Regions from separate parts of the Homo sapiens genome. Here regions 1 and 2 are each linked to region 3. A link is a contact called in ENCODE Hi-C or POLR2A ChIA-PET data. All regions are on one chromosome and are shown on one strand. Each heading gives the region's core, a stretch centred on a gene start or an enhancer-like site at or near the end of the contact. The rest is flanking DNA. Distances are from core to core; before and after follow the strand shown. Region 1 holds the start of SPICE1 (spindle and centriole associated protein 1). Region 2 holds the start of SIDT1 (SID1 transmembrane family member 1). Region 3 holds the start of BTLA (B and T lymphocyte associated).

Region 1 (4,336 bases), core at 1,205-3,704, 1.0 Mb before region 3:
GTATAAGGGTCAGGCGCGGTGACTCACACCTGTAATCCCAGCACTTTGGGAGGCCAAGGCGGGCAGATCACCTGAGGTCAGGAATTCAAGACTAGCCTGACCAACATGGAGAAACCCCGTCTCTATTAAAAATACAAAAATTAGCTGAGTATGGTGGTGTGTTCCTGTAGTCCCAGTTACTCCGGAGGCTAAGGCAGGAGAATTGTTTGAACCTGGGAGGTGGAGGTTGCAGTGAGCCGAGATCGTGCCACTGCACTCCAGCCTGGGTGACAGAGTGAGACTTTGTCTTAAAAAAAAAAAAAAAAGGAATAGTATAAGGATTCTAGGTTGATAGCTTTTTTTCTTTGAATATGTTTGAACTGTTATTCTGTCTTCTTGCTTGTTTTGATTCTAATGAGAAACTGATGTAATCCTTAGTTTTGTTCTGCTGTATACGACATGTATTTTTTTCCTTGGATGCTTTTAAGATTCTTTTATCACTCGTTCTGAGCAATTTGATTATGAAGTATTTTGATTAGCTTTCTTCATATTTCTTATGCTGAGCTTCTGAAGGCAGGTCTGTGGGTAAAGATAGTGACAGAAGGATTAAAATAATGATGGGAGCTTAGGGAAGTTCTCTTTTGAATAATTCAGTGTAATCAATGCAGTAGGAAGCAAGGTCATTGTGTGAGAATGAGGATAGGAGACAAGGCATTGGGTATGAATGAAGGTATAAAACTAATATGTAGGAAAATCAATGAACAGGGACCTGTAATGAGATGTTCAAGCATCTTTAAGGTCCTACTTAACATCAGTAATCATGAATTTAAAGTCAGCATGATTGGGTGTTTTTTTTCAGATTCAGCTGCATGGGTGCAAGCACTTAGTAAGTGTAAAGTAGGGATGGCTAATATGGTCATTTTGCCAAGTGATTACAGCAATTTAGAGAGGGGCAGGGAGTTGAGGATGCAAGCAAGTGGATGATTGTTGATTATTAAATATATCTACATCAAACTTCCTCAATCAGAGTGAAAACTATTAAAGGCAGTACCTTTCCTCTAGAAGGTTTTGGGCATGTATTTGCAGACCACACATGGGTGTATTGTAACAGCAGAAAGCAAGGGGCTAGAGGAAATTGTCTTACCAGAGCAAATAAACTCTGTTTTTGAATCAAGTGCTTTGTAAAGTTCTTAACGTGGTCCACGCAGCTCTGACTGTCGTGGATCCAGCCTATCAGGGCGCCTCCCCTTCACAGCAAGTTCCCACTGTTCTCTAAACTTCAGACACACTGGACCTCTTCCTGTCCCTTGCATTTTCCACATCTTTGCACATGCAGCTCCCTCTGCAGGAATGCTTTCCCCTTCCCCACTGGCCTATTCATGTCTGAGCTTTCCTGAGTAATTCAAATATTACTATAATAATAAGCTAAGTATTTGGTTAGAGTGCTTCCTTCTTAGCACTCGTCATAATTTTAATGTTTTTGTCATTGATAACTGTCTGTTAATATGCTGTAAGTTTCCCACCTTGCCTGTTTTTAGCCCCATAGAACCTAGCTCTCCCGCACATTTGTAGGTTGTAATAAACAACTTTTTTTTTTTTTTTTGAGACAAGGTCTTGCTTTGTCGTCCAGGCTGGAGTGAAGTGGTATGACTGTGGCTCACTACAGCTTTGCCCTCCTTGGCTCAAGCGATCCTCGCACCTCAGCTTCCTGAGTAGCTGGAACTACAGGCGTGTTCCCACGCCCAGCTAATTTTTTAATTTTTCGTAGAGACGGGGTTTCGCCATCTTGCCCATGCTTGTCTCAAACTCCTGAGCTTAAGCAATCCTTCTGCTTCTGTCTCCAAAAGTGCTGGGATTCCACTACTAAAGATTTGTAAACAAATGAATAGAGATGAAAGCAAATTAAGTGATATGTGAAGTCTGGTGAGGAGAGCAACATCTTTCTTTTGGAGAATTCTCGAGGCACCGGCTAATGCTATATGCCTATTCTTTTTTTTTTTTTTTTTTTTTTGAGACGGAGTCTCGCTCTTTCGCCCAGGCCGGACTGCAGTGGCGCCATGTCGGCTCACTGCAACCTCCACCTCCCAGGTTCACGCCATTCTCCTGCCTCAGCCTCCCGAGTAGCTGGGACTACAGGCGCCCGCCACCTGGCCCGGGTAATTTTTTGTATTTTTAGTAGAGACGGGGTTTCACCGTGTTAGCCAGGATGGTCTCGATCTCCTGACCTCGTGATCCGCCTGCCTCGGCCTCCCAAAGTGCTGGGATTACAGGCGTCAGCCACCGCGCCCGGCCTGCTATATACCTATTCTTTAATAATTTGCCCTGAACCTTGCAGAGGAACCTCTCTCCCTTAGACTCAGGACCCGAGATAGGCTTTGGGAGGCGCCTGCGCACTGGGCTCGCCGGATATACGCAAGGGCGTGGGGCGGAGCTCTGGTAACCCAGGCAACAGCCCGGAAGCCGCTGGCTGGGTTAACCTGTGGCGCGCTCCGCGGTTCCGGCGCCTGAAGTTTTAGCTGCGGTGGCGGCGGCAGTCGGGACCGACTGCAAGGCAGGTTGAGATGATGGATCTGAGGCTTGCAGCTCGCAGTCCCAACGAGCCTTAGGGACCAGGGCTACCAAAAGGGTGGGGAGAACGGTGGTGGCATCTGTCTGTTGCCTGGGATCCAGGCGCCCGGTTGGGGAATCCTTACTTCAGGAAGCGCAGCCGCGGCTCTGTGTTTTGAGAGTGCAAGTACGTGTCAGGGTGCGTGTCTGGGTATGTTTGTGCGTGGCGCCAGAGCACCTCGAGTATGCGCGTGCGCACCGCTTTCGGGAGCTTTTGCACAGAGCTGGTAATTGGGGGTGCTCGATTGTAGCGTTGGGGGAGTTCACCGTGTAGCAGGAGAGAGGCAAACTATCCAGGGTGCTTTGGGACCGGGAGCGTCATTTAAATCGATGGATGTCAGAGGGGCTTCTCAGAAGGCTCCTCCTGTGAGTTTTGAGGAGTCCGTGGAAGTTAACCCAGTAGAGAAGAGAGTGAGCCTAATGAGTGTTCCAAGCAGAGGGAAAAGAATGGTTGCAACTGTGTGTGAGGCGAGAGCTTGGTTTTAGGATTTGCGGGAGATGTGAGAGAACACTGGAAAGAAAAGTCAGCCGGGCCATATGGGGGAGAGGGTCTGAATGCCAAGCTGAGTTGGATTGCTTTTGACAGTGGGGAGCCATCCGAATCTAGAGGAAGTAGGTAAAGGGTTCAGATCTATTCTCTATCCATGTATTTAGGTAGGATTGATTCAACAGTGTTTGGAAAGAGTTCTTGTTTCTCTTTGATCAGTTTTCCACACCAGTCAGAGTGGATTTACTAAGTCCAGTCATAACTATCCCTTTTAAAATTCTTCAGTGGTTTCCTATGGTCTTAGGTGTTCAGATTGCTGTGGCTCACAAGACTACAATCTGCTGTCTGCCTTTCTTCCTTTAACCTCTCACCCTCTCAGATCTTTGTTAATTGAACTGAACTTCTCAAACTCTTCGTAAATGCATTTTCCCTTGCCTGGAATATTCTTTCCCCTGCTTCTAACTTTTATTCGTATTTTAGCTCTCAGTGCAAACATTTTTGGGGGTATTACAGAGAGGAGAAGCTTTTACTTACTGCATAGAGTTAGTTAGGTACTTTCATGGCACACAGAATTTACTTCCCATGCTGCCCTTTTGTTGTAAATACTTGTTTAATTGCGGTCCTCTTAGAAACTCTTAACTCTGCAAGGGCATAGACTATTCTACTTTCTTGTTATATCTGGTGCCTCGCTTTTAGATGGTGCTTCAAAATATTAGTTACATTAATAGATGGATGATGAAGTCAGTGAGTGAAGAGTGAAAGGGAGACTAATTAGAATAATGAGAGCCTGAACAAAAATATTTTTAGTAGAGATGGAGAAGAGCGGGCAAGAGAGATTTTTAGGGAAAAAGTTAATAGATTCTGTTATCTGATTCACTAAGAGATAAGGAACAGAGGTGATGCTGAGGTTTTAAATTGGAGCAACTAGGATTGTAATTCTGTAAATTCAGCTTAATTGAACATATTTATCGAGTCAACCAGTTATATATCAGCAAGTAGAGATTTGGGGTATGATGATGAGCTGTATTTTGATATACTGTATTTGTGATATTTGGGAGATGTATATAGTAGGTAGTTAGAAATGAGCATTTGGTGTTTTTGTTTTGTTTTTGTTTGTTTATTTTAAGAGACAGAGCCTCACTTTGTCACCTAGGCTGGAGTGCAGGGGCGCCATCGTAGCTCACTGCAGCCTCCAATTCCTGGGCTCAAGCAGTCCTCCCACCTCAGCCTCCTGAGTAGCTGAAACTATAGGCACTCACTGCC
Region 2 (4,183 bases), core at 802-3,301, 1.0 Mb before region 3:
CTCCCACGCTAGATAGAAAGAGGCTGGGTATATGGCGTTTGGGAAACAAAAACTGCAGCCTCTCCCTTGTCTACCATGAAATGGCTCTGCATACAGCCACTCTGCTCACTACAGAACATATAACCTGAAGGTTACTGGAGGACAGAGCAGGGTGAGGGCTGTGCTGCCATGGTAACAGTGCCATAGGATTTGGTGCCACACTGGAGATGGGGCACTCAGGGCACTTTCTGGCTACACACAGCTGGAAGATGTCTAGGAGCAGTGTTAGGCACATTGGTCCCCCCTGCTCAATACAAACCACCCTCACTTTGGGAAGTGATGAGGTTTTCTAGTTCCGATCTGGAGTGAGAATCAGACGGAGGCATATCATGGTATCCCAATCATCTAGTTCTGGAATTTCCCTAGAGGGTAGGGGATGCTGGTATAGTAAGGGATACATAAACACATTTATATGGGAAGAAGATCCAGAGGTTGGTACACTGGGGAGTCTCTGTCTCTGTCTCTGTCTCTCTTTCTCTCTTTCTCTCTCTGTCTCCCTCTCTCTCCCCGCCCAGTGCTCCAGAGGTACCACACTAGAGGAAAGAAATGAACTATATGCATCTTCTTACGTTATATAATCGGAGTATATATGTCAAAGGGATAGTCACTGGAACATTTTTCCCTCCTTATCTTCCCTCAACTTTTGTCAAAAATAGGTCTAGAACTTTCACACAATTATCCATCCTTATTTAAAATCAAAACCTGGATTGATCAGCTGATGGCTGCAGTTCTCACGTCTTTGCCCAGGTCTTCTGGCGTCTCTGAAGCACAACGTGTGACAATGGCACAAAAACGCAGGAAGTGACTGTTGAATGCACAGAGGTTCTGCAGCTTCCGTCCATTTTCACACAATTTCCATTTTAGATTCTGAGCAGTTCTCCCTCCCCATGCGCTATGAAATAGAAGGGTCTGGCTGAATCAGCCACTTGAAATTAGGTTTCTTCCCTGCAGGGGATTAGGAACCGAGGTGCGGTTCTTCTTCGCACTCCACACCACACCCCGCAACCCTAGAAATCAGGACTTTCCTGGAGAAAGACCCAGCAGGGACCCAGGACCCGCAGACGGTGCGGGGAACTGGTGCCTCTGCAAAGCCCAGCAATGCCCTTGACCAGGCCAGGAGAGGCGCGAGGCGAAGCAGAGTTGTCCCCGAGGCGTGTTGAGGCAGCTAGGGCAGGGCAGCGATTGCTTCGGAGGAGAAAGGGAAAGAAAGTCCCCTGGTCCCCGAAGTCTCCCAAGGTCAATTCCCAGGGGACTCCAAAGCAGCGACGGGGCTCTGAGATCTGGCAAGTTCTAGGAGTCGAGCGAGGGGAGCGAGTGTCTTACCTGGTCGGGCTGGCTGGTGTAGTTGAAAGAGTAGATGTTCTCGGTGCTGAGGTTCACCACCCCGCTGTAGACATGATCGAAATCGGCGCCCCTGGCAGCGTCGAAGGGGTCGCGGCGCGGTGCCGGGGGCTGCCTGGGGGATTTCGCCGGGTGCCCGGGCGACGCCGCCAGCAGGAGCCAGGGCAGCGCGCAGAGCAGCGCGAGCCGCAGGCAGCCGCGCATGGTGGGCACCGCGCCCGGGCTCGAAAGCGGAGCCACCCTGGGGAGGGGGCGAGCGCAGAGAGGGTCCTTCCAAAGCCCGGTGCAGGGCCAGGCGTCCGCTTCAGAGCCGAGCGGGTGATGCCTGGCGAACCCAGCCGGCCAGGGCTGGCAGCGTGCTGACGAAGGGCCGATCAAATACTGATGCTGCCGCCTGGGGTCTCCACTGGAGGTCACGGGTGGAGAGTAGGGCGGACTGGAGAAGTGGAGATGTGGGGCTGCTGATTTTCCTCCGGCTTCTAAGTCCCCCGTTTCTCATCGCCGAGAATCCCCCCACTTACCCAGCCAGAATTTAGACCGATCTCTTCTCCCTCAACCTCAATAACAGCAATAATAAAAAGGCATTGGAGTCATTAAAAAGAAATACCCGCTAGTCTCGAAAAGTCAACCTGACGCCACATCGAGGAGGAAATTCGGTCTGTTTCAAATACGTGTGCACCCTGGCTGCAGGAGAAGAAATAGAAAGCAAAAGAGCCCGTCCCCCAAGAGGGTGCGCGAGTTCGCTTTCCCAGGCTGCTACCTGCAGAGAACTCTTGCCTGTCTGAACGATAATTACTCTCTATTCTCCCCTCTCTAATAGAACCTCTCCTCAGACACCTGTTTTATTTCTTTATTACCTCCTACTCTCCATGGAGAGTCTCACGTCATCACGTTCTCTCCCTCACCATATGTGTATGTATGTAAATATGTACAGTTAAAAAAAAAAAGATATGGTAAAGAGAACAATTTCCAGCACTGCCTGAAGTCTGGTCCCGGAAGTTGTCAAAAAACGACTCAGACTAACTAGATTTATGCAGAAGGCATTTCTTTCCACCCCAGCCTCTTACCTACTTTACCATTGCAATGACTTCTTCCAGATTCTGAGAGAAACCCCAGGATTGTTTTTTTAAAGGCAGAAACCACAGCCTATCGTAAAAAGGAAATACTTTTCTGATAAAAATTAGGGGATTAGATTTAAAGAGTTAAAGAGGCAGGTAAGGAGCAGGGTGAGAATGGGGCCATCAGAAGACCTTGCAGAACATTGAACAATCACAATTTACGTGTGGAAGAGAACTCACTGTTTTATTTCAGCTTCATTACTGTATACTATAAAAGAATGTAATTGTGTTCAACCTGAAGGACCATTTAAAAAGAAGTCATTAAGAAGGAAAAGATCTTTTTCAAAAATTTAAGATTACAGATTAAAATCCTAGTCCTTGCCATCTTTAAAGAGATAGATTTGTTTTTGTTTTTACCTTGTCTAATTCCTTTAATTTCTTAAAACATCAAGAATGAATGCAATACATTTGTTGTAAAGTTTTCTGTGAAATCAGAAAACAATGCTGATGGAAGATTAAGTTAGTAGACTCCTTATTAGGACAATTTTCAGTTTTAAAGTTTTGAATGTTCTTGGCCAGGTGCAGTGGCTCATGCCTGTAATCCCAGCACTTTGGGAGGCTGAAGTGGGAGGTGGGCTAGCTTGAGGCCATGTGTTCATGACAAGTCTGGGCAACATGATGAAACCCCATCTCTACAAAAAATACAAAAATAGCTGGGCGTGGTGGTGCATGCCTGTCGTCCTAGCTACTTGGGAGTTGAGTTGGGAGGACTGCTTGAGTCCGGGAGGTCGAGGCTGCAATGAGCCGTGAACACCCCACTGCACCCCAGCTTGGATGACAGAGCAGGACCCTATCTCAAAAGGAAGAAAGGAAGGAAGGAAGAAGGAAGGAAGAAAGGAAGGAAGGAAGGAAGGAAGGAAAGAAAGAAATTTCTTGAAAATATATGGGTATATGGGCAAAAATACTAATTCAAAGGAGAGTCTGGGGGTAAAACTTCAAATAGAACTCACTGTTTTTGAGGAGCATAACGAAATAATTTCATCCAGAATTTGAATGACTTTAAACTGTTGTATTCAAAATATCTGTGCCTCTTTTCAAAGTTCAACAACATTTCATAAACTTGAAATCTACGAAGGTCCTGGAGGTTAGCTGGTGTGACCAGTTAAAGGAGTCTCTAGGATTATGGAGTTCTATTATGGCGTTCTTTTTAAACACTATAAGAGATGAGGAACTGGTTCTTTCACAAGTCAACACCTTCTTTTGGGGGCAAGTGTCTCATTATTAGAAAGACATTTCATATTCTTAGTTGAAATCTGCCTGTCTTCTACTCACTTGTACTAGTTCTGCCCTCTGGAGTCATAGGAATAAACCTAATACTTCTTCCACATGACAGACCTGTGGGTATTTAAATGGTGCTATGACCCTTCCTTCAAGATTTTATCTCAACTTTACGCAACTAAATTGGAAGCAAATGGAACAGATCCTTCATCATAGCATGAAACCCAAAATATTTATTTTAAAGCCATTTGTATGGATTATCTATACCTAACAATTTGAGTTATATATTACAAGTCACTCTGTAATATTATCTAATCCTTATTCTAGCCAAAAGTCATTCAGTGACCTCAAGTAATTAACCTCTCAGGATCACAAGGTTGTTGTAAGGATAAAAGGGAGAATGATGTATTTGAAAGTACATTAAAAAGTTTAAAGTGTTGAATGAACAAATACTGTTATGGTGTGAC
Region 3 (4,426 bases), core at 909-3,408:
GCTGGTTCTCTGATCACCTGGGGGAAAAATATTGCAGAAAGTATAGCTGCTTCATCATTCATGAAAGCAACTGAGTCTGCAAGTGAACTGAAAAATTTGCCCTCCAAGTAGTTCCTGAGATGTTTGTAAAGAGAGTTTGAAGATACTAAATTCTATTTCCTTTTTGTCTTTCAACATAAAACTGATTAGACGTTCATGTTTTTAAAATTGTTTCAATATGTAATGCCATCGCTTTCAAGAATGTAGTAAACTCTTTAAATTTGCAAATATAAATGAAAATTGTAATTTTTGGATCAAACAATATACATAATTATGATGGGATTACAAAAGTTATAAGCTTAAGGCAAGATTGACTTGTTACTGAGCTAATTAATTTCTGAGTCTGGCTTCTTTCCTTTTTTTTTTTTTTTTTTTAACTAGAACGAAGACAGGAGTGAGATTCAGAGGCAGGGTTTTATCTACAGTGGGACACTCAGGACTCTACCTGTGGAGGGATAAAGTGCTAGGCATGCTAATAAAAGCAAGAAATATATAAATCTTTTAAAAATACATTAGATGCTACATAAGATTTTTTCCGAATTTTGTCTAATTAGCATGGACTTTTTATATGAAAAATATTTAAAATAGTGACATAACAGTTTTAAGCTGAGATAAAGTTAATATGATCTCTCTCTGGTTTGGGCTTATGTAACCCATAAGCCATAAGGTTATGGCTTTTGACCTGTGGGCCATTTTAAAGGGACAATGAGCCTTGCTTCAGCTGCCTCAAGAAGCTTTTACTCACTGTGAACACAGGAAAAGGAAGGAGCTGTGAAAATACTGCCTTAATATTTCCCAGGATGTTTATTTGATTAGTAACAGAAATTCTAAAAGGCTATGTGTACCCTCTCTGTATTATACTATATTATAAGACCAACACTAAAGGTGGATGTGAGGAAGTCGTAATACTGATTGAACGAGTTCTTTAAAATCAGCAATAGCAACTCATTCATCATTCATCTCCAACCATAGCACATTGTCTATTTGACTCAATAAATACATGATAACTGTTTTTTAATTTTAATTTACCCTTGGCAACTCAACTGGGAGCTCTGAATTAAGTATTGCCCATCAGTTTCCCATGTCAGGTCAAAATGTCCAGCAATCTATACACTTTCCTTGCTCTTAAAACTTTCCTTGAACTTAAAACTATTGAAGTTTGGCCTTGGAATAAAATCATCAGTCTCTGAGGAAAAAACTTATATAATCGACTTCTGTCAATGATCACTAATGCCACAAATCTAGATCTCTCATTTGGAGTCTCAAATGGCAGATGAATTTGATTAGCTCCTATGACTATAAGCTAAGCTAATTATTACAAGTGGATGTGGAGAAAACAGTCCTATGGTGGCCTGTGCTATCTGATCTTGAACTTTTCCATTTCTTCCTTTACTGTTTCTATTCTACTTCATCGAGACAACAACTGCATGAAGAATGTTTAAAATGGAAATTTCCTTTAATTGATATTCAAGATCTCCTTTAGATTAGAACTTTATTATCTAGAGAGAACATGTAGCCAATATTAATGATGATCTTGTTCCATTGATATGTATCCACAGATTAAAGACGGCTGCTCTTCCTTCTTCTGTTGAGGAAGTGCTTCCTGTCACTCATTTTCTCCATAACCTGAGATAAATCTTCACTGGTTTAATGACAATAAGCATCCTCATCTTACCGTGACATGTACAGGAAAAAAAAGAAACCTAAAATCTTTTACATAAAAGAAGTTTCATAATCACAAGCTATCACAAAGGGGAAAATGTATACTTACCATTGATAGTTTTACCATAAATTTCCTGACCTTAATTTGATTAAAATCTCAACTTAAAGACTGCAACAATACAGATTTCTTTAAAGTTTAATTGCTCATTTCACTGAACATTGAGTGCAGGAAAAACCTCAACCTGGGGCAAAAACGTGGTAGAGCGGAAGGAGAAGTTAAGGACTGAGCTGCTTTGCAGATCACAGTGTTTGAAAGTGAACAGCCAACCTGACAAGAAGCAAAAACCACAGAACAGAGTACCACATCGTCTTTCTGTTCACTTTTTTTCACAAAATCATCCAGGCTCTTCCTACTCTCCTCTCTTACCACCTCTCTCTTCTTTTTTTTTTTTTTTTAGTTATTTCACAGATGCCACTGGGGTAGGTAAACTGACCCAACTCTGCAGCACTCAGAAGACGAAGCAAAGCCTTCTACTTGAGCAGTTTTTCCATCACTGATATGTGCAGGAAATGAAGACATTGCCTGCCATGCTTGGAACTGGGAAATTATTTTGGGTCTTCTTCTTAATCCCATATCTGGACATCTGGAACATCCATGGTAAGGCACCTGCTTAGGTTATTTCTGGTTTTATTTCTCAGGGGGTCTTGGAGGCAACATTCTCCCTTGCTGAACTTAGTACGGTGTAACGTTTATACGAAGTGGGTAATCGTAGATGAAACCAAGCTGTTACATTTGCTTACCGAAGACATCGTAGAGCATAAACCAAATTAGAACATAGTATTCACCTGCCTAATCATAGGCATCGCATCAATAGCTTGGCTGACTTTCTTAAAAACATGTTGATGGTAGGAAAAGAGAACTGAGTAGATGTTATAAATAGTTAAGTACAAATCTATCACTACTTCTTGCAAAAATGCTCTGGCTGCCATACTGATAATGAATAGATAGCTCGTTCTTTCCAAACTGAGTGCAGTAGAGTGCTGCAGTGCTCAGTTGGGTAGGACAGTTGTTGGATAATCGGAATTATACATATCTCCATGGTTACCCTCAAATAATATTACCTCTAAATAAAATCTCTATACTTGCTTCATTGGGATGTATGCCTTGAGAATACCGATTGAGAAAATGCTACAAAATATAGGAGCAGAACTTTTCGTCATTGCTTCTATTTTGTTGAAAGGGAATGGTTCCTACTTGGTTGTCAATTGAACACAGAAAATAAGTTGGATTCTGCAAAGATGATATTTAGCCACCCCTGCAAAGACTTTATACAGGCAAAAAAAAAAAAAAAAAAAAAAAGGCAATTTCTTTTTTATTGTAAAGTCGCTTCCTACCTTATATTGCATAGGAACCCACATATTATCAAGAGGAAAAGCCTATGAGTGGCTCATCAGAAGCTTCTGATTTTTCAGGTTTTATTTTTTTATTTTTTTGAGACAAGAGTTTTGCTCTCGTCACCCAGGCTGGAGTGCAATGGCGTGATCCCGCCTCACTGCATCCTCTGCCTCCCGGGTTCAATCGATTCTTCTTCCTCCCGGGTTCAATTTATTCTCCTGCCTCAGCGTCCCTAGTAGCTGGGATTACAGGCACCTTCCACCACGCACAGCTAATTTTTGTATTTTTAGTAGAGATGTTGGATAACCCCAATTATCCAACATCTGTCCTACCCAACTGAGCACTGCAACACTCTACTGCACTCAGTTTGGGAAGAACGAGCTATCTATTCATCATCAGTGTGGCAGCCTGAGCATTTTCGCAAGAAGTAGTGATAGATTTGTACTTAACTATTTATAACATCTACTCAGTTCTCTTTTCTTGCCATCAACCTGTTTTTTAAGAAAGTCAGCCAAGCTATGGATGCAATGCATGTTGGGCAGGCTGGTCTGGAGCTCCTGACCTCAAGTGATCCACCTGCCTCAGCCTCCCAAAGTGCTAGGATTACAGGTATGAGCCACCATGCCCAGTGATTTTTCAGGTTTTAAATATTCTGTCTTATTATTCCCTACAAGCACACATTTATCAGTTTGGCTACTGCAATTTTAAATTAGAAAATCTGGCCACTGAGGTTCTATGGAAAGTCTATCTATAATTTTAAACTGTGTAGTTTGGAATATGTCTCTATGATGCCAGGATGCCACACAACCAAGTGCAAAGTAAAAAAGTCCTTAGTTACTCAAACATCTTTATGTTTGTAAGTATCTAGTATTAAGTCAACTAGGTGCTTAGATGGTTGACTGAATTTTCCACCTTCCATCAGATGCCTACAGTCACATAGCTACAACTGGAGTCAAATATTATTAAATAGATTTCTTCCCCATTTGAAGGATACATAAACTACTCTCTATGAAATTAAGAACAATGAGTTTCAGTGCTAAACCACATTGATGGTGGGGTAAGACCTTTATTTCTCCCAATGTGCAACCTAGCATTTGCAAAAGTGAACTTGGCTGTTAGAACTGGGTTAATTTACTGGCTCTGCCACTTACTGTATGGCATTGATTAAGTCTCTTCTCTTCTCTTTAGTTTCCTCATTTGTACAATACAGGTAATAATTGTACCTAAATTATGGGGCTGCTGTGAAGACTGTAGATGCAATAATATGGGTAAAGTGCCTCGCATAGTAAGTGCACGTATTTAAAGCTCAGTAAATGTTAGTGGTATTTT

Evidence for each region. Hi-C counts contacts between places; a loop is a spot of excess contacts on that map. ChIA-PET counts read pairs that join two places held with the same protein, here RNA polymerase II (POLR2A). Pooled maps may share reads with other maps.
Region 1: a pooled map shows a loop between it and region 3 (1.9-fold over the local background). The contact joins the promoter of SPICE1 here to the promoter of BTLA in region 3. A Hi-C loop is called at or near these places in 1 of 50 pooled maps. POLR2A ChIA-PET finds 5 or more read pairs at or near these places in 3 of 52 experiments (HEK293, OCI-LY7 and T-cell).
Region 2: a map with no recorded cell type shows a loop between it and region 3 (3-fold over the local background). The contact joins the promoter of SIDT1 here to the promoter of BTLA in region 3. A Hi-C loop is called at or near these places in 2 of 37 single-sample maps with no recorded cell type and 2 of 50 pooled maps.

Annotation. Positions count from the first base shown.
Region 1 is chr3:113,513,274-113,517,609 of GRCh38, reverse strand. SPICE1 (spindle and centriole associated protein 1) reads left to right here and starts at 2,454. Exons shown (of 18, transcript NM_144718.4): 1 at 2,454-2,713. It overlaps SPICE1-CFAP44 (SPICE1-CFAP44 readthrough (NMD candidate)), which reads left to right and starts at 2,454. Exons shown (of 52, transcript NR_183050.1): 1 at 2,454-2,713. RefSeq lists enhancers at 1,112-1,161, 1,222-1,271, 1,782-1,831, 2,538-2,587, 2,648-2,767.
Region 2 is chr3:113,530,423-113,534,605 of GRCh38, reverse strand. It overlaps SIDT1 (SID1 transmembrane family member 1), which reads right to left and starts at 2,051. Exons shown (of 25, transcript NM_017699.3): 1 at 1,363-2,051. The coding sequence starts at 1,584. RefSeq lists enhancers at 1,160-1,289, 1,760-2,089, 2,230-2,419, 2,440-2,659 and a silencer at 1,440-1,489.
Region 3 is chr3:112,497,204-112,501,629 of GRCh38, reverse strand. It overlaps BTLA (B and T lymphocyte associated), which reads left to right and starts at 2,158. Exons shown (of 5, transcript NM_181780.4): 1 at 2,158-2,359. The coding sequence starts at 2,272. RefSeq lists enhancers at 2,437-2,566, 2,657-2,706, 3,575-3,694.